Regions from separate parts of the Homo sapiens genome. Here regions 2 and 3 are each linked to region 1. The links are chromatin loops, found by intact Hi-C in ENCODE. Cell type or tissue: IMR-90. All regions are shown on one strand.

Region 1 (8,000 bases):
ACATACTGCAGAGTTCCTGATACCACCGGAACTCGGACCGTGGGAGCCAGGTGTACCTTTCTCCTTCACTGGACAGCAGTACTCTTGTGTTGTTTCACTTTTCTTAGCTGATGGTAGAAATAAAATCCTTACTTGGCATGAGCATATTTGAACATTACTAGAATTGAGTTGTTTAGCTTGTTTGAAAAGTCCTTCCTTTCCCTTCACAAAAAGGCATTCATAGAATTGTTGTTTTAAAACCAAGGCATTCTTCTGATAGAGGAATTGACAATTTTATTCTTCGGAAATGATAGGGCTAGAATGATTAATTTGACCTAAACTCCAGGCGTGACTGGGGTGGGCTTTTGCTCTTTCTTGACTCATCAGGGAATTTCATCTGTTCTTTTTCAACACCTATCTTGGACACACTTCCAGAGAGGCCTTTTTTTTTTTTTTTTTTTTTGGTGGTCTCATTGCCCTCATTGCTCTTTTAAGTTTTATAACTTCACGTCAGAGTTGCTTGTTGTTCCAACCTATTTGCTGTAAGTAAACCATCTCTATCTTTCTATCTCTTTCTGTCTCTCTCTCTGATATATATCTATTTGTCATATTTATATGACAGTAGAAAGTGGGGGTAAAATATTCAGGCAAGGATTTTTTTTTTTTTTGACTAGAGGAACAGCCTGCCTGTTAATAAATTTTATGATGTCCATTATTATTCTCAGCCTTCCTTCTCTTCTTTGTCACCATCTTTTTCTTATTCTTCTCAAATCACTGTAATTAGAAAAACAATGATGTATCCCGTACATATTAGTAATCAATATGCATTTATTGGACCTGAAATTTAAATTTTAAATACAAACGTTACCTATTACCATATAAACTTCATTTTTAGGATCTCATTCTCATTTTTTGACTCAATGCATGAGGTATTTGGTTTATTTTTATTTTTAGATTAAAATAAAAGATAATGTTGTAGATGATAGAGAAGATGAAGAACTCTGTGTGAGAATGGCCTAAAAAATAAAAGGCGATCCAAAAGTGTTCAACTTAATTCTACAAATTTATCTTTCCATCAGGTCATGGAGCCACAATCCAAATATTCTTTCACCATTGTAGTTTTGATTTTTGAACACCAACAAAGCAAAACAAAACATAAAACAAAGTGAAATACTTTCTGTTTTTCGTAGTTGTGTTCCAGTGATTTAGTAGCCCACCAGAGGAAAAGAGCATACATTTTGGGATCAGAAGTTCTAAATTCTAATTCCAGCTCTGCAATTTAAGCTATGAGTGTCCATGAGGATTGTGTTAAGTCTCTTGGGCCCTTGGGTTCCTCAATGACTTTGGAAGGGCCATGGGCTTTACATGAGTTAATTTAGTTCTTCTGGTGGGTGTGGTAGAGTCTATTCCTCCCTCACTCCTGGGCCAGATATGACCTCCTGGGTTCCTCATCCATACAATGGGAATAATACTACTCACTCACAGGGTTGTGAAGAGAGTAAAACGACACAATTATGAGAGAGGGTTTTATAAATCCTTAAAGAATTGTACAGCTTTAGGGTGTTATCATTGCTTTACATTTTACTTTATTCTTTAACTCAACAAATATTTATTATGCCTAATAACCCTATGAGGACAATGTCTTTGGCTCTGAGGACCCAAATATGTTCAGTGCATTCTTTTCAGATTCCTTCTGATGGGAATATTTGTTTTCTGTTGCCCATGGAAGTTGGGGAAGGGGCGTTGTGTTGGAAAACACTGGTTCCTTCATGAAGAACATAGCAGAGCCTCTCCTGGCAGAGCAAGGAGAAAAGGCATGAATAATTCACAAAAGAAAGTAAATATGGGGCATATGATAGGTGGTTCTGATCAGAATTAATGATATCCTGGCCCACTTGTGAGTTTGGATATTCACGCTTTTCCTTTCCTCTTCTTTACTCCTGCTAGTCATTCTGCCTTGGGGACTTCCTTTCACTGCATCTAGAATATTCCATGATGCCCTTCCTCAACTACCAACCCAACGTTGCACTCTCATTTGCACTCCTTTCATAGCACTTTGTTAATGAGGCTCTTAGAAACCTTATATTCTGCCTTTATTAAACTATACAAATCCTTGAAGCAAAGAGATTTTTACTCATTTTGGTATCCCTTGCAGTATATGCCTCATACTGTATGCCCAGATTCAAATCCTGGCTCCTACCCTTACTGTGTAACCTTGAGGAAGTTACAGAAGCCCTCTGGGCCTTACTTTGCTCATCTGTAAAGTGGAGATAACAATAAGACCTGCGTTACAGGATTTCTGTGAATGTTAAATAAAATAGCGCATGTGAAGCTCTTAGGATGGTGCTGGACACATAGTAAACCCTAACTAAATATCAGCTACGTTATTTGGAATCATAAACACCTACACCTGGAACACAAGTTTCTGGATCAACTAGGAATTGGGTCCCCGTAGGATTTACTGGATGAGTCAGCTTGAGGAGGCCTGTTGTGAGACTCAGAGTCCTGGGGAAAGTGGGCCCCAAAATTCATGGGTTGCTCCACTCCTGGCACAGCACTTCTGGCAAACGGGTGACAAGGGATGAGCAGGGCTTTTTCTGCAGCTCTCCTGCCCTTTCCTTTTCAGAATTATGACTGAGGGCACTAGAAAATAGGCCTGCCTGCATGACAATGAGCGCATTGACCGCTTATCCTCCCGGCCCCGCTGGGCCTTCCCTTCGCACTCCCTCCTCAACCACAATGAATTAACGCCTTGAAGGACGAGGTTAACAAAAGGGAACAGCAGGCCTCAGCAGAGGGACAGGGAGAAGGGAGGATGGATGAAGGGAGTGCAGCAAGGCCATCAAGGAGTAGGAAAGCAGGAGGAAGGTTCAGAGAACATCAAAGAAAAAGCTGGTAACTGGGGAGATGGGCGGAGGTGGGGAAGGTAGGCGTCTTGGTCCTGGAGAGTACAGTGAGCAAGAACAGTTAGCCCGGAACCTATGGGGGTCAGCCTGTGGGAAGCTGGGTCACTGCTCAGGAGAGAATCTGACCGCCAGATGGCAGTGGCGCCTCAGTCACATGTTCCTAGCCAGCTGTGTGCAGGGACTCCACCCCTTGTTTACCATGGTGTGAGTGTCAGTGCAGCCCCACCCAGTCTTCAACAGTAACACTGGATTCGAGTTTCAAAGAAAAGCAGCCCTGGGTACAAATAGGCATCTTTCTCTATATTCAATCACAGATTCTTAGGATTAGAGAATTTTGGATTTTGTTTAACATGAGCCTTTTAAGCCCAGGGGAGGAGAGGTGCAGGCCCATAGACTGACTGTTAAGCTCTATTGCTGTTTAGTGCCTTGTGCCTGGTTTTATGCATTGAAATTTGAATGTGGGAAATAAGATCAAGGTGAATTTTCAAAAAAAATTTTTTTTTCCTTTAAAATCAGGATGGGTAGTTTTTGGCCCAAGAGCGGCATCACTTTCTTTATGTGGCTTTCCTCTGTTCACAGTGTGACAAGTCAGAGAATTTCTGCCTCAACAAGCTTCTGTGGCTCTTTGATTCAGAGTTGTGTAAGAGCCTTGCTAATGCAAACCCACTTATTCTTTTAGGGGCCGTCACAGGGTATTTTTCCCCAGCTCTGTTTTATCCCAGTTTAGACAAAACCACACACACACACACACACACACACACACACACACACATGCACACCCTATTTTTGAGTTGCAAATTTAAAAGCTTGAGACAATCAAGAAAGTAAGTTGATTCTAAATTTAACCCCCAAGATTCAAGAACAAAGCAATTCTAATGTTTTTAAAAATAAAGGTAAGAAAATATCACAGATTTGGAATGCCAATCATACATTCAGACATAGCTAGAAAATTGTTAGGCTAATGTCTCAAACTAAATTGCTAAAATTTAAGCCAATTCTTTTTAGACATTCAGACCCTTCAAAATTTTATAAAAACACTTATTTTTAAAATAAGTTTAGAGCTTTGAAATAAAATCAATAAGCACTTTGCCAATTTAGAGAGCTACCAGGATGCTAAAACTGAATTGTGATAGGTGATATGCAAAGCTCAATTGGACATCAGAATAGAACTGTTTATCTCTGAAAAATCCAAACTACTCAGTATCTGATTTTTTCCCACTGCCTTTGACTACATTTTCTCTTCTGTCTTGCTGTTTTCCTTAGTCCCTACTTTATCTTAGCTCTCCTCTTTCTTACTCCCTACCATCTTTTACTTTTTTCTTTCCATCTTTATCTCTTTCTTAACTTCCTTGCCCCTCTTATTTTTATTTTATTTTTTCAGTTTCCTCCATCTATTTCCCTTCTGTCTTTTCCCCATCTCCTTTGCCTGCTCCCTGCTTTTAACTGATGACACTAGGTAATTAAAGTTTGTGCATATATTTCCAATTATTTATTGGAGAGAGTTTTATGTTAGTAATTATCAAAGCAAGAAAATAGAATTTATATGTTTCATTAAAAAAAGGTGAATCAAGTGGCTATTAATTCATATGATAGCTCCTTTCCTTGCTTATGTTGTGATAGTCAAGGGGCATATAAAGGAGGAACAGGGAAGAGGGAGGGTTTGGTTCAGGGCATATGACATAGAGGTAGAACAGGATCTCACTTCTTTTACTCTGTTTCTGAGGCTCTGTTGCCTCTTTAGTAGTCAAGAGGTGATATACTGTAGAAGACTTTCAACCAATCTAACTTCTCAAGTATTCTTTTGTTATGATTTTTGAAAATAGGCTGATTTACTTCTCCTATCAAGTAGTGAGCCACATGGTCTCTGTTATGTTGAAACTGCTGAGCTTGATGGGTAAGTTATTAAAATTAGAATAATTTGGTTGGTTTTTAATTTATTTAAAAGTAATGTCTTTAGAGATAAGACTTAACCTTGTTCAGTATCTTCTTGGGAGACATAGGAGTTTACATTGCAAAGTCCATAGTTAATTACTCTACAGTAATTTTGAAACTGTTTTTTCTCTTAAATTTATTTTCTTGCAGAAACAGTGAGCGAAACTTATATACAGGAATAACTTTACACAGAGAATCTTCAGTAAGATTCCTTAGATTTTTTAAAAAAAGTTTTTGCTTGTTTTGATTTCAAGTGATTTTATAGGGAAAATGAGAGGGGTAGAGATCAAGATTCCTTGAGGAGGGAAGGAAGGACTGATGTTACTTTAAAAGGCAACCTTTTGGAACTGTGTCAAATGAAGACATAGAAAAAGAAGAGAGAAACAGAATATGATGCAGTTTTGATGTTGATATTAATTTAGAATTTAGTTATAGACCATATAGCAGTTCTGTTTCAGAGGATTTAGTTTGTCTGGCATAAAAACATTTATTGAATGCTTACATTTTAATGACACTATGTATTTGTGTTCTTTAGATGGAATTTATCATTTAATCCTGATGTAGGTGCTATGTAATTATGCCCTATTGTACAGACAATGAAATCAAGGCTTAGAGAGCCTAGGTAATTTGTCCAAAGCATCTGAAGAGTGAAGCCAGGACTCGAACCTGGCAGTCTGACACCAGAGTCCATGGTTTTAACTGGTGCCTTCCAAATTATTGTCATATTGAGCTATTCAAATAGTACTTTAGTCTGTGGGACCCTACTTTGGACAGAACAGTTCAGACACAACTAAAACAGTTCTGAGAGGAACATTTATGGCATACATTTGAAAAGAGAAAAATTCTCAAATAAATAATCTCATCATTCATCTAAAAACCCTAGAAAACAGCAAAATAAACCCCAAAGAAGCATAAGAAAGGAGATAATAAGATAAGAGCAGAAATAAATAGACTTGAAAACAAAAAAAATAAAGAAAATCAACGACACAGAGCTAGTTCTTTGGAAACATCAATACAAGTGACAAACCTCTAAGAATACTGATAAAAGAAAAAAAAAGAGAAGACACAAATTAGCATATTATGCATGAACCATGGAAATTTGGTATAGATCCTGAAGACATTATAAAGGTAAAAAAGAAATACTACAAACAACTGTGCACACATAAATTTGACAATTTAGAAGAAATGGACCACTTTCTCAAAAAAAAGACTATACACTTAATATGAAATAGATAATTTGAATAGCTCTATAAGTATTACAGAAATTGATTTCAAATGTAAAGTATAAAAAGCTTTGAGGAAAAAAATAGGAGGAAATCTTTGAAATCTAGGGCTGTCTGGTCAGATTCTTAGACTTGACACAGTAAACATAATCCATAAAAGGAAAACTTTGATAAACTGGACTTCAAGAAATTAAAAATTTTTGTTCCACAGAAGTTCCTGTTAGGAGGACTTAAAGATAAGTTACAGACTGGAAGAAAATATTTGTAAACCATCTATTTGACCAGGGACTTGTATCTTGAATATATTTTAAAAAAACTTCTTAAAACTCAATAGTAAAAAAACAAACCATCCCATTTGAAAATGGGCAAATGACATAAAAGAGACATTTCACCAAAGAGGACGTACAAATGGCAAATAAGCACATGAAAAGATGCTCAACATCATTAACTACTGAGGAAATACAAGCTAAAACTACAATAAGATCTCACTACAGACCTATCAGAATGGCTAAAATGAAAAAGAGTGACAACTCCAAATGCTAGCAAGGAAGTAGGGAAACAGGATTATTCATACATTGTGGGTGGGAATGTAACATGCTACAATCACTCTGGAAAATGGTTTTGTAGTTTCTTAAAAACTGAACATGCAGTTAACATACAACCCAACAATTTCACCCCTGGGCATTTATCCCAGAGAAATGAAGACATGTTTGTACAAAAACCTGTACATGAATGTTTATGGTGGCTTTATACATAACATCCAGAAATGAAAACAACTTGAATATCCTTCAATAAGTCAATGGTTGAATAAATTGTGGTACATCCATACCATGGAATACTACTTAGCAATGAAAATGAGTGAACTACTGATACATGTAACACTCTGGATGAATCTTCAGAGAATTATACTGACAAAAAATAGCCAATCCCAAAGGTCACATACAGTATAATTCTGTTTATAAAATTTTTGCCTTTTGAAAAGGCAAAATCATGGAAATAGAGAACAGATTAGTAGTTTCCAGGTGTTAAGATGGGGTGGGAAAGGCAGGGAGGTGGGTACGGCTATGGAGCACAACCTGAGGGATCCCGCAGTGATAGAAGTGTTCTGTATCTTAACTATTTCAATATCAATATCGTGGTTGTGATATTATACTATATTTTGCAAGATGTGAAACTGTAGTAAGATGCAATTCTGAATAAGGGGTACACAGCATCTTTTGGTATTGTTTCTTATGCTGAAAATCACTTTGAAGTTTATCAAGATACTCAGGCAGATTAAGCAAGAGTGTGGAATGACAATGAAGGCATTAATCAGGAGTCCTGGAAAATACTTTTTTTTAAATTTCATTTTATTATTATTATACTTTAAGTTTTAGGGTACATGTGCACAATGTGCAGGTTAGTTACATATGTATACATGTGCCATGCTGGTGTGCTGCACCCATTAACTCGTCATTTAGCATTAGGTATATCTCCTAAAGCTATCCCTCCGCCCTCCCCCCACCCCACAACAGTCCCCAGAGTGTGATGTTCCCCTTCCTGTGTCCATGTGTTCTCATTGTTCAGTTCCCACCTATGAGTGAGAATATGCGGTGTTTGGTTTTTTGTTCTTGCGATAGTTTACTGAGAATGATGATTTCCAATTTCATCCATGTCCCTACAAAGGACATGAACTCATCATTTTTTTTGGCTGCATAGTATTCCATGGTGTATATGTGCCACATTTTCTTAATCCAATCTATCATTGTTGGACATTTGGGTTGGTTCCAAGTCTTTGCTATTGTGAATAGTGCCACAATAAACATATGTGTGCATGTGTCTTTATAGCAGCATGATTTATCTACAACTATCTGATATTTGACAAACCTGAGAAAAACAAGCAATGGGGAAAGGATTCCCTATTTAATAAATGGTGCTGGGAAAACTGGCTAGCCATATGTAGAAAGCTGAAACTGGATCC
Region 2 (8,000 bases), 770 kb after region 1:
GCTTAAAAGAGACTAAGCATGTGGCTGCCTTTCTCTTGATCTGTCCAAACCATCCGTAAACCTGGTAGTATATGTACATGGGGTAAAAAGAACCTATGATAACATTTTATTTGAACCAGAATGCTAAAGCATTAATTAAAGCTGAGCACACCTGCTCTAAACTGCAGAGTCAGAGATTTATGTGAACTTATAAACTTGAGGCTTTCTGACCTCTTGTACAATTTATATTTCCTTTAAATAAGCATTTCGTCTTGTAATGCAATATTTTAAAGTTTATTTCTGTGACTAATCTGCTGGCATATTCAGTTCCTTTATTACCTAGTCTTTACCCTTGTAACCCACTACTTGTCAAATTTTTAATTTAAGGTTTTGGGTGAAAATAAGCAGGCTCAACCATGAGAGGAAGAATTTCTTGCCCTAAATTTAACTTGTGAATGAGGTGATCTAAAATGATATCCATACATTCAAATCCCATATTTAATACAATGTATTTTTATACAGTTATTCACAGATCTATTCACTCACTGTTTGGAGGGTATAAGCTACTTTATAGTGATTTATCACTTGTTAAGTTACAATGCTTGCCCACATGTGCAGTCCTTTTAGAGAAGACAGTTTTTCAATCAAGGAAGGCATTCTGATTTGAGATTTGGATGCTAATGATTATTAGGAGAGGGTTCTATGAGGTTTCCTATCAAAGGTAGTTACCTTGGATAGATTCCTTCCCAGCACTGTGAGCGTCACCAAGCCAGCACAACAGACCAAAGCACTGGAGCTGGAGAGGCCAGAACTTGGTGGGATATTTCCATCTACCAGGCAGTTCATTCCAGTCAGGTTACTAAGACCAAAGTGTTCCTAAGAATATAAGGAAAAACAGCAACAGTAATTCAGTATTGAATTCAAGGAGTAGTGAAAGCTTCTTTCATTCCCCAGAGAACAAAAGTCTATCAATAGACTTATAATAGTTATAGAAACTACTTATGCAATTCAATTTAGTTGAGACTATATGTGACATTTTATTTAATGACTCTTAGCCACAGAGTAATTCCCTTAAATGCCTTTAATTTTCTTGCCTTGAATGTTCTTTTTCTTGAATATTAATTGATTTGAATATGGAAAAAATATAAAATTGCCTTGAATGTTCTTTTTCTTGAGTATTAATTGATTTGAACAAATATGGAAAAAATATAAAACAATTATAATCCAATTTGTCAAGTAGCAGGACAAGAAATATACAATTATCTGTGAGGTAATTTAAATCTCCATGCAGCACAACTCCAGCATTCTGTTATTATAAAAGTCCAGCCCCCAAGCAGTGACTTGTTTCTAAGGAGTGCCTTACTTTAGAAGGTTCTCTGAAAAAAAGGAGTTCCAAACATTCTCAGTTCTGTTTTACTTATGAAAAAACCTAGGCACCAAGAGATGAAGAAACTTTCCCAAGATGACACATAGGGAGACGAGAGTAGGGCCCAGGTCTCTGAATCCTGTTTGAAAACTTTTCCACTGCAGTTAGAAACCTGAGCCAGCAAACCGTCATTGTGATTTAATATGCCAGCTACATGAGAAAATCCAGATGCTTACTACAGTTTATAGATACAGTTTAGCCATATGGTAGCTTTAAAGATAGTCAAATTAGAATTCAGCCACAAATGAGAATACAGACCCTAAACAAGTTGAGGAAACTCTATTTCTACAAATAGGAAAGCCCAAAGAAATAATCAGATTCTGATTTAAATATGGAAAGCTCTAGTATACTTACATTACTTTCTAACACTAGGACACTTTGGATGATATCATATCATAACCTTTGTGGTTTAAGTTTACAAATAAATTCAAGTCTACCTCCTTCTCAAGAAAAAGTACCATAGTCTTTGCAAATTACTCAAATGACTGAAGATTAACATATGAAATACTATTACCTAATTATGCATTTCATCATACCTATTATACAAGGGAGAATTTCAATCAGCTAGCTAGAATAACTAAAATAACAACAAAATTCTGCAAATAAAAGACCTTTTTCCTTAATTTTTTGTCTGTCTGTCCTAGCTAGCAAAATTCTCGCACCACAATAAGAAGAAATTTAGCTGGGTGTACTTCTCTTCCTGATTTCAAGTCATCTAAAAATTTCCTTCCAGATATACAAACAAACTATAAACTGAAACTCTACTGTTGCCAATGCCCTTTCATACAGAATATCAGACAGCTTGTTTAAAAAAAAAAATTGAAGAATACAATATATTTAATATAAACTGATCAAACACAGGTGTCTTGAGTGGGAATCACACTTAAGAACTTATCAGCCGGGCGCAGTGGCTCACACCTGCAATCCCAGCACTTTGGGAGGCCGAGGCGGGTGGGTCACGAAGTCAGGAGTTCAAGACCAGCCTGGCCAATATAGTGAAACCCCGTCTCTACTAAAAATACAAAAATTAGCCAGGCGCGGTGGCAGGCACCTGTAATCCCAGCTACTAAGGAGGGTGAGGCAGGAGAATCGCTTGAACCCCGGGGGCAGAGGTTGCAGTGAGCCGAGATCACGCCACTACACTCCAGCCTGGGCGACAGAGCAAGACTCCGTCTCAAAAAACAAAAACAAAAACAAAAACAAAAAAACAAAAACAAAAAACAACGTATTATGCAATGTTTAAATGAAAATGTATAACAAATTCAAAATGCAAATGGGTATATGCCACATTCTGTAATAGCTCTATGCCAAAAGGATAACATGTTCAATGTAATATAAGTGAATTATTCTCTGAAACTTTCTAGTATTTGAATTTGAAAGTTTCTGAACAGGCTAGCATTTAAATTACCTTTCTGCCAAAAGTTCATTGTATAAGTTTGCTTTTGCACATAAATTGTCAAACCAAACAGGAAGGCTTTAAAACCTGAAATGCTCAAAAATAACACAAAGCAACATGCATTATTTAGGCCACTTTACCCATATGCTGCAAAAAGGCATGTTGTTACAAGGAAGATTAAAATTGCATTTGCCAGGCAAATGCTTCCAAATACTGTAATTCCCACTAATGCATATGATAAGCCAGATGATTTGAAGATTTAAAACCTGCCAATAACTTTTCCTGTAAGTTATTACCATGTGTCTGAGAGAAAGGAAAACACAAAAGAAAGAAAGAAATGAATTCATTAACTTTAAGAACAAAAACCACCACTGTTACAGTATAGGACTACACATTAGAAATAAATTTGATGTATTTCTGTAATGGATGTGCCACTAAGTCCTAGCTGCTCATTACAAAGTTTCAGATAGGACTGCCAGGCAGTAAGGAACACAAGCTCTCTAAAACATGGGTCAGTTTGTTTGTTTACTTTTAGCTCACAAAGGCAAAATTTACTTCTTATTGTCCTACTATGATTCTATGCAAGTCACTACATCTAAAATAATTATTGCAATATAAAAGTGGCTCTAAAAACAGCAAATATCAATTTTCTTTTGGTCCTTGATACTTTTTCAATTATGAGAGTGAAAACATTTTATTTTCTTGTTCTTGTATGTAACATTAGAGATTTTCAAAGTAATTATTCAATGTTTCTTGGAAAATACTTATACTAATACATTTCATTATATCTTTTTTTAATCCCATCTGAAGTAGCAATAACAATACTAGCTACCATTTATTAAATGGCTACCATCAAGCTTTATGTAATTCTTTTAACAACTCTTTGTCAGGATAGCAATGACATCATTTTATGGATAAATCTGAGACTTAAGAGGTTAAATTACCACAGCTGAGAAGAGCCCAGATTCAAACCTGGGCTGACTCTAAATCCTATTACAGTATACCCCTATACATCCCAAGTATAAATGTAAATAATAGTATTAAAACATATCCTCAAAAGTATGTTTAAACAAAGATTTTAAAACCAGACAGATGTTTGTCAGATGCACCTATTTATGAACAGCCAGCTGTATAAAAACCACTACTGCCCCCTGTGAACACCACCCCAAAACAGTCATATCTTCCCCACTCTCTGAAACACAAACTAGCAAAATAGAACAGAAGCATCGGTTAGTACTGTAAGGAGATGAAAAAGATGTAGTAAATAAAATAAATCTGACAGAATACACATGATAATCTCAACTGGTAGTAAGTGCCTTATAAACCAATTTACCTGAATTCCTTTAAGTCCACATAAGAAATAGTTGTGCCACAAAGGCTTGGTTTTATCAATCTGGATGTTATTAGCACTAGTACTGAAGTCCCTGCGAAGACAAAAGACACCATTAATTTAAAATCTGTAGGCCTTGAGCTGCAAAATCAATGGATGACTGCTGCCATCTTGTGCCAACACAGCGATACTGACTCTCCTTTACCTTTTATGTTCAAACTGTGTGTCTACAGCAAAACATCTCCAGCTGCTAAGAGTTAAGAGAGGAAGTTGCAGTGGCCTTAGTGACTAAACTACCTCCAACTGACCCTTTTTATTTCCTGAAACACAGAGGAAACAATATATTTCAGAGTAATCTACAACTATTTTCTCTTTCATGTTGGTCCTTGTTAAACTGGTGTAAACCACATGAATGCTTATCCTCTGGGCCTGCTGTTTGGCACACCCCCAAACTGAAACAAGAGTACTCAAAGCCATCTCTGCCACCCATCCAATTTTACCATCTGCACAATTTAAGAAAAAAAAACAAATAAACAAAATGATGATTTTGATGCATAATCAATTTAACAAAATAAGATTCCATGAGTCTATACTAATGTAAGTTAACAAATGAATACAAAGCTAAATGAAGAGGAAAGAAAAACTCTTTATTATGGTAAAATGCTAACTAATAGATATAGAAGGAATGATGTGAATAGAAAAGTCACTACATGGTAAACTGTATGATAATTTGTTTCAGGAAACAATCATCAATGGACTGTTAAACTTAATAAACTGGCTAAACTGGGCTAAACTTAGTAAAAATGTGATGAGAAGCAAGATATTTACAGTATTTCCCCACCAGACACTTATGAACTACAATGGAAAAACATAGTATCTGGGCCAGGCGCAGCAGCTCACACCTCTAATCTCAGCACTTTGGGAGGCCAAGGCAGGCGGATCACAAGTTCAGGAGTTCGAGACAAGCCTGGCCAATATGGTGAAACCCTGTCTCTACTAAAAACACAAAAATTATCTGGGTGTGGTGGTGGGAGCCTGTAGTCCCAGCTACTCAGGAGGCTGAGGCAGAAGAATCGCTTGAACCCGGGAGGTAGAGGTTGCAGTGAGCTGAGATCGTGCCACTGCACCCCAGCCTGGGCGACAGAGCAAGATTCCGTCTCAAAAAAAAAAAAAAGTATCTGATATGGTTTGGCTGTGTCCCCACTCAAATCTCATCTTGAATTGTAGCTCCCATAATTCTCACACGTTGTGGGAGGGACCTGATGGTAGGTAACTGAATCATGGGGGGTGGATCTTTCTTGTGCTTTTGTCATGATAGTGAATAAGTCTCATGGGATCCGCTGGTTTTACAAAGGGGAGTTCCCCTGCACATGCTCTCTTTGCCCGCTGCCATGTAAGATGTGACTTTGCTCCTCATTTGCTTTCTGCCATGATTGTGAGGCTTCCCCCGCCATATGGAACTGTGAGTCAATTAAACCTCTTTCCTTTATAATTACCCAGCCTAGGGTTTTTCTCTATTAACAGCATGAAATATAGCATCTTTATGGTAGAAAGATCTGACAGATGCCACCTTAATCAAATGATCAAAATTAACACCACCAGTAAAGGGATGTTTTGTGCCTCCTTGATACAATATACTAAGCATACATCCATGGAATGTGGGATTTCCTTATGCTATTCTTGTGTCTTCTTTGAAAGTCAAAAAAAATACTTCAAAATGAAAAATAGGCAGATAAATAAATAGGCTCCTAAAATCAGCCGAAGGACAATGTATGTGAAATGGGAGAATCAATTAAAGAGGAGGAAATGAAGCAAAATTCCCCATATTGACTGAGTGCTCTAATATAACTGACTAAATATCTACTATATGCCAATCATTGTAATAGATGCCTTCCATGGATTATTTTAACTCAATAACATGGATACATTATCTCTTTTAAAATATATTAAGTGGCTAACCACTTAAGCATACAAAGCATGCATGGGAATATAAAGGTAAAAGGCAGAAGGCTTGCCTTTTAAAAGTTCACAATCTAGCCAAGATGACATGAACATAAATAACTACCAAACAGTAATGGCACGTGATAATAATACTGGGTGGCATACGTGGCTGAGAGAGTATTATTTCTAAAAGTCCGCATTTGATAGAGAGAGGACGTCTTCCTGGAGGCTCAAAGAGGTTTAGCTGCTTTCCAAAAATGCGTAGTCTGACTTCAGCTCATCAGAATTTTACTCTACTGTCACTCACAGAAGTTGAAAATATGTTGCTCACCATCAACAAGAGGTCACACAATTTGAAAGCAGATACAGTTATGTTAGCATATCTGACAGGTTCTATTCCTAGTTAAAAGGACATCTTGAAAGTCACTAAGAAAAGAAAAACAGAAAGAGATTTTGAGAGGGGAATATGAACAGAGGGGGTAGGCAGGTATGAGGAGAAAAAGAGGAGGATAGTTGCACATATGTAGGAAGCTACATGAGCAACGTTCCAGAAAGAACTGTGATATAATTTGGATTTGCATCCCTGCCCAAATCTCATGCCAAGTTGTGATTCCCCAGTGTTGGAGGTGGGACCTGGTGGGAGGTGACTGGATCATGGGGGTGGATTTCCCCCTTTGGTATTGTTTTCATGATAGAGCTCTCACTAGATCTGGTTATTTAAAAAGTCTGTGGCACTTCCCACCTCTCTCTCTTCCTCCTGGCTCTGGCCATGTAGACATGCCTGCTTCCCCTTTGCCTTCCACCATGCTTGTAAGTTTCCTGAGGCCTCCCTAGCCATGCTTCCTGTACACCTGTAGAATTGTGAGTCAATTAAACCTCTTTTCCTTATAAATCACTCAGTCTCAGGTATTTCTTTATAGCAGTGCAAGAATGAACTAATATGGAAAATTGGTAACAAGGACAGGGGCATTGGTATAAAGATACCTGAAAATGTGAATTTGCATTTGGAACTGGGTAACAGGTAGAGGTTGGACCAATTTGGAGGGCTGAGAAAAAGACAGGAAGATGAGGAAAATTTGTAACTTCCTAGAGACTTGTTGAACGGTTGCTTTGAAAATCCTGATAGTGATATGGACAATGAAATCCCAGCTAAGAAGGTCTCAGATGAAAATGAGGAACTTCTTGGGAACTAGTGTAAAGGTCATTTTTGTTATGCATTAACAAAGAGCCTGGAGGCATCTAGGGGTATGTGGAACTTTGAACTTGAGAGTGATGGTTTAGGTTACTGACAGGAGAAATTTCTAAGCAGCAAAGCAGTCAAGATATAGCCTGCTGCTTCTAACAACCTATGTTCATATGCGTGAGCAAAGAAATGACCTGAAACTGAAACTTATATTTAAAAGGGAAGCAAAGTGTACGAGTTTGAAAAATTTGAAGGCTGGCCATGTGGTAGAAAAGAAAAGGCCTTTTTGGAGGAGGAGTTCAAGCCAGCTACAGAAATTTGCATAAGTAAAGAATAGTCAAATGCTGATGGCCAAGACAAAGGGGAAAAGACTTTCAAAGCATTTCAGAAACCTTTGCAGCAGTTCCTTCCATCACAGGCATGTAGGTCTAAGAAGGAAGAATGGTTTCATGAACAGGGACCAGGGTCCCACTTCCCTGCACAGGCTCAAGACACTGCTCCCCATATCCTGACCCCTCTGCCTCCAGGGGTGGCTGAAAGGACTTCAGATACAGCTCAGGCTGCTGCTTCAGAATGTGCAAGCCATAAAACTTGGTGTTTCTATGAGGTGTTTAGCCTGCCAATGTTCAGAGTGCAAGAGTTAAGGCTTCGGGAGCCTCTGCCTAGATTTCAGAGTATGTGTAGAAAAGCCTAAATGTCTAGGCAGAACCCTGCTGCAGGAGCAGAGCCGTCATGGAGAATCTCT
Region 3 (8,000 bases), 320 kb before region 1:
TTGGCCTGGCGCTTGCCATCAATGAACTCATTAAAAAAAATTTTTTTTTTTTTTGAGATGAGGTCTTATTCTGTAGTCTAGACTGGAATGCAGTGGTGCAATCACAGCTCACTGCAGCCTTGACCTCGCTGGGCTCAGGTGATCCTCCCATCTCAGCCTTCTGAGTAGCTGGGACCACAGGTGTGTGCCACCCGCCCAGCTAATTTTTATGTATTTTTTGTAGAGATAGAGTTTTGCCATGTTGCCTAGGCAGGTCTCCAACTCCAGGGTTCGAGCAATCCACCCATCTTGGCTTCCCAAAGTGCTAGGATTACAGGCATGAGCACCACACCCAGCCATTTTTTTAAATTTAAATTTTATTTATTTATTTATGAATTAATTAATTAATGACAGGATCTGACTCTGTTGCCCAGGCTGGAGTGCAGTGGCACAGTCATGGCTCACTGAAGCCTCAAACTTCTGGGCTTAAGCGATCCTCCCGCCCCAGCCTCCTGAGTAGCTGTAGCTGGGACTACAGGAAGACAGGACCACATACAGCTAATTTTTTATTTTATTTTAGGGAAAGGTGCTATCTCTCTGTGTGTTGCCCAGGCTGGTCTTGAGCTTCTGGGCTCAAGGGATGCTCCTGCCTCAGCCTCCCCAAATACTGGAAGCAACTGTGCCTGGCTAATTGCCTCTAATCCTCAGAACAACCCTGTGAGAGAGGTTGTGCTATTACTCTCATTTTACAGGTGTGTAAACTGAGGCGTAGAAAGGCTGAGTGACCTCTCCCTGCCTCACTCTGGGTCCTCAGCCACTTCTTGCCTCTGCACGTGTTTTTTTTCTTTCCCTTAGGCAGGGATAAATAAAGGGCATGTATGTTGTCTTCTGGGGCCTGTAGTGAGAGTAGTGCATTCTATTAATTATGATTGGTTTTGTTGTCATGGCTCCTAAAAATGATGGGCTAGCAGGAACTACTGCAGTACCAAGGTTTCCCATTTCCCCCATGGGCCTGATCCTAGGGTAGCAGCTTCCCATTCCTCTGCAGTGGTGCCTGCAGCCACAGATTTAATTTAAAAATTTCTAGTAGCCGCTGTGCAGTACAGTCTCAAACTCCTAGGTTCAAGTGACCTCCCTGCCTTAGCCTCCCAAGTAGCTGGTACTGCAGGTGCACACCACTGTGCCCAGCAAAATTAATTTTCGTAATAGAGTTTAATCCCTTACATCCAAAATATTATGATTATTTTTGGAGACAGGGTCTCACTCCTGTTGCCCAGACAGGAGTGCAGTGGTGCGATCATGGCTCACTGTAGCCTTGACTTCCTAGGCTCAGGTTATTCTGTCATCTTAGCCTCCGAAGTAGTTGGGACTACAGGCATGTGCCACCATGCTTGGTTGATTTTTTTGTATTTTTTGTAGAGACCAGGTTTTGCCATGTTGCCCAGGGTGGTCTTGAACTCCTGGTCTCAAGCAATCCACCCGCCTCAGCCTCCCAAAGTGTTGGAATTACAGGCATGAGCCACCGTGCCTGGCCCTTCCAAAATATTGTTTCAACAGGTAATCAGTATAAAAGTTATTAATGAAATATTTTACATTCCTTCTTGATAGCAAGTCTTCAAAATCTGGTATGTTATATTTATAGCACATCTCAATTTGGACTAGCCACATTTCAATGCCCAGTATCCTTGTATAACTAGTGGTTACTGTACTGGACACATCAGTTCTTTTTTTTTGAGATGGAGTCTTGCTCTGTCACCCAAGCTGGAGTGCAGTGGCGCAATCTTGGGTCACTGCAACCTCCATCTCCTTGATTCAAGTGATTCTCCTGCCTTAGCCTCCTGAGTAGCTGGGACTACAGGCATGCACCACCATGCCCGGCTAATTTTTTTTTTTTTGTATTTTTCACCATGTTGGCCAGGGTGGTCTTAAACTCCTGACCTCAAGTTATCCTCTGGCATTGGCTTCCCAAAGGGCTGGGATTACAGGTATGAGTCACTGTGCCCAGCCTGGACACCTCAGTTTTAGAATATACCCATTTGAAACCTTTGAACTCAGTTTGGTGTACTGATTTGATCTACTGTCATTGAGGGTGGTCCTGAGCTGATTTTGCTTTGTAATATTATTGCTAGTTATTAGACAAGTTCTGGCTTCCTGCCTAGATTTTTCTATGCTAACTGGGCAGGTCCAAGAGTAATTCTGAGGGTCTCAGACAAAGCCAATATCTACATTTATTATGTTCACAATTTTTTCTTTTGACTAGAAAACCGAATTGACCTCAGATTTTTTTTTTTTTTTTGGTCACATCTGTTAATTTGAGTTGCTGCCAATAAAAAGATAATATCCAGGCAAGTTCCAGCCTTGTTTAGTTATAAGAAATTTTGTTACAACAAGGCTGACTTAGGAATTCAGTAAGCATTCTATTATGATATTTCCTAGGGTTTGTGAAATTTAGATTACATTTAAAAAAGGCAAACATTATGACGATTTTGGTTCCAAGTATTTCTGGAGTTTCTACTGTGTGCCAAATATTGTTCATTCAATGGATTAATATTTATTGAGCTTTTTTTTTTTTTTTCTGAGACGGAGTCTTGCTCTATTGCCCAGGCTGGAGTGCAATGGCGGAATCTCGGCTCGCTGCAACCTCTGCCTCCTGAGTTCAAGTGATTCTCCTGCCTCAGCCTCCTGAGTAGCTGGGACTACAGGTGCCAGCCACCATGCCTGGCTAACAGAATGCCCTTTTAATGCAGACTTTAAAAGCGATAAAAGGGTTGCCGCATCTTTTACTTCTTAAGTCTTTCTCTCCTTATGTGGTGGGATGTCCTCAGGTTATGGTTACTGAAAGAAAGTTATCCTAGAAGGAAGTTTTTCATCAGCTTTGTGAGTATGATTTCACTGGAAGTGGTCTTGACTTTTGGAAGATCTAGCTCTGAGATCAAGGTTCTCTCTGTGGGGAGTGGAGACCTTATGGAGAAGCAGTTATTCTTGTACACTGATAGTGGGAGTATAAGTTGCTACAATCTTTTGGTAGATAATTTGGCAGTGTCTAATTACAACTAAAATGTGATTTTAAACAAGTCTAGCAATCCTGCTTCTCACCATAATTTCTAGAACAATGCTAACTCGTGTGTATTGCAGCACTATTTGTAAAGGTGAAAAATTAAAACAGGATCATATAATTAGTATACTGTGTGTATTTGTTTCCTATTCCTATCGTGTAATAATTTCCTATTTGCTATAACAAATTACTACAACCTTAGTGCCTTAAAACAACATAAATTTATTATTTTATAGTTCTGGAAGTCCGAAGACCTAAAATTAGGATTTCGGCAGGACTGTTCCTTCTGGAAGCTTTAGGAGATAATCTGTTTTCTTTCCTTTTCTAGCTTCTAAAGAAGGCATGCATTTCTTGACCTGTGACCCCTTCCTCCATCTTTAAGGCCAACAGCATAGTATCTTCAAATCTCTCTCATTCTCTCTCTGATCTCTGCTTCCTTCTCCCTGACTGTGACCTTCTGCTCCCAATGTCACATCTCCTATTCTGATCCTCCTGTCTCCCTCTTATAAGAAGTCTTGTGATTACATCATACTTGGATAATCCAGGATAACCACCCTAGTCAGGATCCTTAATTTAATCATTTCTGCAGAGTTCCTTTTGCCATGTAAGGTAGCATATTCACAGGATCTGAGAATTAGTATCTAGACATCTTTGGGGGAGCATTATTCAGCCTGTCACACTCCATAGTACTGTGCAGCCACTAAAAAGACTGTGTGTACAGAGACAGGAAGATTTCACTGAAAAAACAAGAGGATTGCCTTTGAGTGGTGGCTCACGCCTGTAATCCCAGCACTTTGGGAGGCCAAGGCAGGTGGATCACCTGAGGTCAGGAGTTTGAGACCAGCCTGACCAAAATGCCGAAACCCCATCTCTACTAAAAATGCAAAAATTAGCCGGGCCTGGTGGTGCATGCCTGTAATCCCAGCTACTTGGGAGGCTGAGGCAGAAGAATTGCTTGAACCAGGGAGGCGGAGGTTGCAGTGAGCCAAGATTGTGCTATTGCACTCTAGCCTGGGCAACAAGAGCGAAACTCCATCTCAAAAAAGTAAAATGAAAAAAAGAGGATTGCTTGTGAATGGGGAAAAAGGCAAGTTGCCAAACAATTTAGTATGATCCCCTTTTTGTGTGTTTTTTAATTTTAATTTTTTATTTTTGCCCACCCGCCTGACCCCTTTGTGTGTTTTTGTTTAAAAAGAAGTAAGCATTGTGTGTATGTGTTTCTAATATGCATAGAAAAGATCTGGAAGGATGCACACTAAACATTTAGATAGTGGTTACTTCTGAGAACACAAGGATGTGTTGAGATGACTTTAAACTGTATAATTCTTATGTACAGTAAACATGTGTTTGTTTATTGTGATTTTATTTATTTATTTATTTATTTTTGAGACGGAGTCTCACTCTGTCGCCTGGGCTGGAGTGCAGTGGTGTGATCTCGGCTCACTGCAACCTCTGCCTCCTGGGTTCAAAACGATTCTCCTGCCTCAGCTTCCCGAGTAGCTGGGATTACAGGCGCCTGCCACTATGCCTAGATAATTTTTTGTATTTTTAGTAGAGACGGGGTTTCATCATGTTGGCCAGGCTGGTCTCGAACTCCTGACCTCGTGATTTGCCCGCCTCAGCCTCCCAAAGTGCTGGGATTATAGGCATGAGCCACTGTGCCCAGCCCTGTAATTTTTATGAAAGTATACATGCACAGTTCTGACTTATACGTGGGAGCTAAACAGTGGTTATACATGGACATACGGAGGGGGATAATAGACACTAGGGAGTCCAAAAGCGGGGAGGGTGGCAGAGGGGCAAGGGTTGAAAAATTCCCTGTTGGGTACAGTGTTCACTATTCAGGTGATGGACACATTGAAAGCCCAGACTTCACCACGATGCAATATATACGTGTAACAAACTGCACCTGTACCTGCTGAATCTATAAAAATAAAAACTTTTTTTAAGGAAGAAAAAATTATATGTGCACATAGTTGAAAAAGTAAAAAAATAAGCCTTCTTATGAAAATCCTACACTCAGTTGTGTTATTTCTTCCCACCCCAGAACCCTCTTTCCCAGAGGTCTCCATTTTATGATTAGCTCTTCATATTTCTAAATAACAAATGTGTGCTATTTCTTGATTTTTTTCCACATTAGATACCTTTTGACTTTCTACTTAGGAAGATGAGGCTTCAGCTGTTTTAAGCTATTCCTATGCATATTTTCCCTCACCATTTATCTTTTCAATAGGATTACACTGAAAATTTTGCTTTACATTACACCCCAGGAACTATTATTCTTAGCTAATCCACGCCTATACCACAAAGGAAATGCGTGTGCATATCTCTGTGTGTGTGTGTGTAAAGGAAAAACTGTACAAGAGACATGTATACCTTTATGGTATAGTTTTTTTCTCCCTTCTGAAAAATAGTCTAGTTTTTTCTTTTCTTAGTTTTCTTGTATCCGTCATTAACGCATCCCAAACTCTCCACTGACATTCATTCTCTTCTTAGGAGACTTACCAGCCTGTCTTTTCCTTGGAGACCTCCTTCCTGGAACTCTGTTCTCTGGCTCCCATCTGGGTTTGCCTTCTAGGTCTGTGTCACAGCTGTTGTCTTGGGGTCTCCCTTCACCATCATTTTGGGTACTCTCTCCTATTCTATGTTGGATCTTTATTTCCTGAAGCCCTTGATTATTCTTTCTAGTTTACTTTTGGTTTTGGTGGAACACGTCATCTAGTGGTTTTCTGAAAAAGGGGTATATGGGAGATACATATATGGATATAATATTTGAAAATATCATTTATTTTAAAAATAAAGGGGAAAAAAACTCCATTAGGTAAAATGGGCATGGAGGAAAAAATCCAAATATACCAGAGTTCATGTGATGATTTTTCGTTTCAAAGGAATTACACTGGGAGACACTAAACTTAAATCCTTGGAGGACATGCCCTTTATATCCCAGCAGATTCCTAGTGTTCTTCAACTTAGAACACAGGAAGAATTGAGAATAAGGGTCTGATTTTAAGATCAAAACTAGTGTTCTTTGGTAAATCTTTTTACTTTTTACTTGCTTCCTCTGCAAAGTGGAGACAATAATGATCTTGTTAAGGCCCTTTAGATAAAATGAGACAATGTAGATAAAGAGCAAGATGCTAGGGACTGTTTTTATTATTATTGAAATTGTTTTCTTATGAGACTGTAGGCAACTAAATTTGGAATATTTTCATACACGTACACATGATTATAGTATGCTAAATTTTACTTGGAGTCATATTTTACATACTTTTACTATGAAAAATGCTTTCAATAACTAATTTTTTTTTTTTTTTTGATACGGAGTCTTGCTCTGTCGCCCAGGCTGGAGTGCGGTGGCGCGATCTCGGCTCACTGCAAGCTCCGCCTCCCGGGTTCGCGCCATTCTCCTGCCTCAGCCTCCCGAGTAGCTGGGACTGCAGGCACCCATCACCACGCTCAGCTAATTTTTTGTATTTTCAGTAGAGACGGGGTTTCACCATGTTAGCCAGGATGGTGTCAATCTCCTGACCTCGTGATCCACCCGCCTCGGCCTCCCAAAGTGCTGGGATTACAGGCGTGAGCCACCGCGCCCAGCCTCAATATCTAATGTGGTGCATTAAAGGCTTTATTAAGCTTATCTGTAACCTAATTTTGAAAAAAAGCTTTTAAATAAAAGTTTTAATATTATATTAGTAATATATGCTTGCTATAAAAAAATTAAAACTTAGAAAAAAGTAGAAAAAAGGGAAAATTCATAGTTTTCATTACAATGGTGTATTGTTTCCAAGTGGTTTTTTTTTTTCTTTCTTTTTTTTTTTTGAGACGGAGTTTTGCTCTTGTTGCCCAGGCTGGAGTGCAATGGCAGAATCTCGGCTCACTGCAACCTCTGCCTCCCGGGTTCAAGCGATTCTCTGCCTCAGCCTCCGGAGTAGCTGGGATTACAGGCGTCAGCCACCACACCCAGCTAATTCTTTTAATTTTTTTATTTTTAGTAAAGGTGGGATTTCACTGTGTTGGCGAGGCTGGTCTTGAACTCCTGACCTCAGGTGATCCACCTGCCTCGGCCTCCCAAAGTGCTGGGATTACAGGCATGAGCCACTACACTCGGCTCCAAGTGTTTTTCTATTAAGATCATGGTATATATACAACTTAGAGTCCTGATTCTTAAACTGTTACATACTGTTTGTAAATATTTTCAAATGAATATATATAGTATTATTTTAAAAATATTTTTATCTTTTAGAGATCTGTACTGAAATATTAGAGATAATATTATATAATGTCTAACACTTGATTGAAAACAATGGGTGGAGTTGGGAAATGAGTCAGCCATTAATTGATAATATTAAACTAAATGGCTATGTGGGAGTTTATTATATGACTGTCTAGTTTATATATACTACAAATTGTTCATAATGTAAAAGAAATAAATCACTACAGTATTCCATTATGACATATCTTAATTTCTTTAATCATTGTTTGTGGTTGTTTTTTTCCTTATTTTAAATAACATTAGTATTGATATATTTAGATTTTTGAATAGTTTCCTTATGATGGGTTTATTTGAGTAGAATTACTAGGTCAAAGAGTATGAACATTTTAAAGACTGGGTGTGTGTAGGGATGTGTGTGTAATACAAAATTGGAGTGGAGAAAATCTTTAGGAGATTTATATTGGATTTATAATTGTACTCATTGAGCATAAGAATTATATAGCAAGTTTATTTTAAATTTTTAATGTGAGTAAAGGCTTATTAAATATAATAGGTGTAAACATTTTAAAAATTCATATTCTTATTTAAGAGTGCTAGTAACCATTCACGTGGAACTAGTACTTTATGCTTTTATAGAGTTTTCCTGTCTAGTACATGCCATAATCCTCACAACAACTCTATAAGCTGTAAATTACGGAAATTCAAAACAAAATAGACTAAGCTTTAACATGTAATTATTGGTAGTAATTCCTG

The links. A loop is a pair of places that touch in the nucleus more often than their neighbours do. Peaks named below come from ENCODE experiments on the same cell type or tissue, not always from the same donor. Only the 100,000 strongest peaks of a DNase experiment are listed, where the experiment ranks them.
Region 2: a loop joins it to region 1, with 10 times the contacts of the local background. A loop is called at or near these places in 53 of 110 quality-filtered maps.
Region 3: it touches region 1 in a loop (16-fold over the local background); 2 of 110 quality-filtered maps call a loop at or near these places.

What each region holds. Positions count from the first base shown.
Region 1 is chr15:49,998,932-50,006,931 of GRCh38, reverse strand. It overlaps ATP8B4 (ATPase phospholipid transporting 8B4 (putative)), which reads left to right. Exons shown (of 28, transcript NM_024837.4): 8 at 4,709-4,779. Among named protein-coding and RNA genes, the nearest start is that of ATP8B4, 120 kb to the left of the region's middle. RefSeq lists enhancers at 2,846-3,140, 3,137-3,326. In IMR-90, a CTCF peak has its summit at 3,014 (motif pointing right); a DNase peak (open chromatin) is centred at 3,051; H3K27ac peaks cover 1,976 bases.
Region 2 is chr15:49,232,076-49,240,075 of GRCh38, reverse strand. It overlaps GALK2 (galactokinase 2), which reads right to left. Exons shown (of 10, transcript NM_002044.4): 4 at 4,135-4,225; 5 at 709-855. Among named protein-coding and RNA genes, the nearest start is that of GALK2, 66 kb to the right of the region's middle. RefSeq lists enhancers at 7,158-7,828, 7,829-8,000. In IMR-90, a CTCF peak has its summit at 4,301 (motif pointing left); DNase peaks (open chromatin) are centred at 1,465 and 4,315; H3K27ac peaks cover 2,183 bases.
Region 3 is chr15:50,316,258-50,324,257 of GRCh38, reverse strand. The region is part of intron 1 of GABPB1 (GA binding protein transcription factor subunit beta 1); the gene reads left to right. Among named protein-coding and RNA genes, the nearest start is that of GABPB1-AS1, 34 kb to the left of the region's middle. In IMR-90, no CTCF peak of the experiment used is centred here; no DNase peak of the experiment used is centred here; H3K27ac peaks cover 495 bases.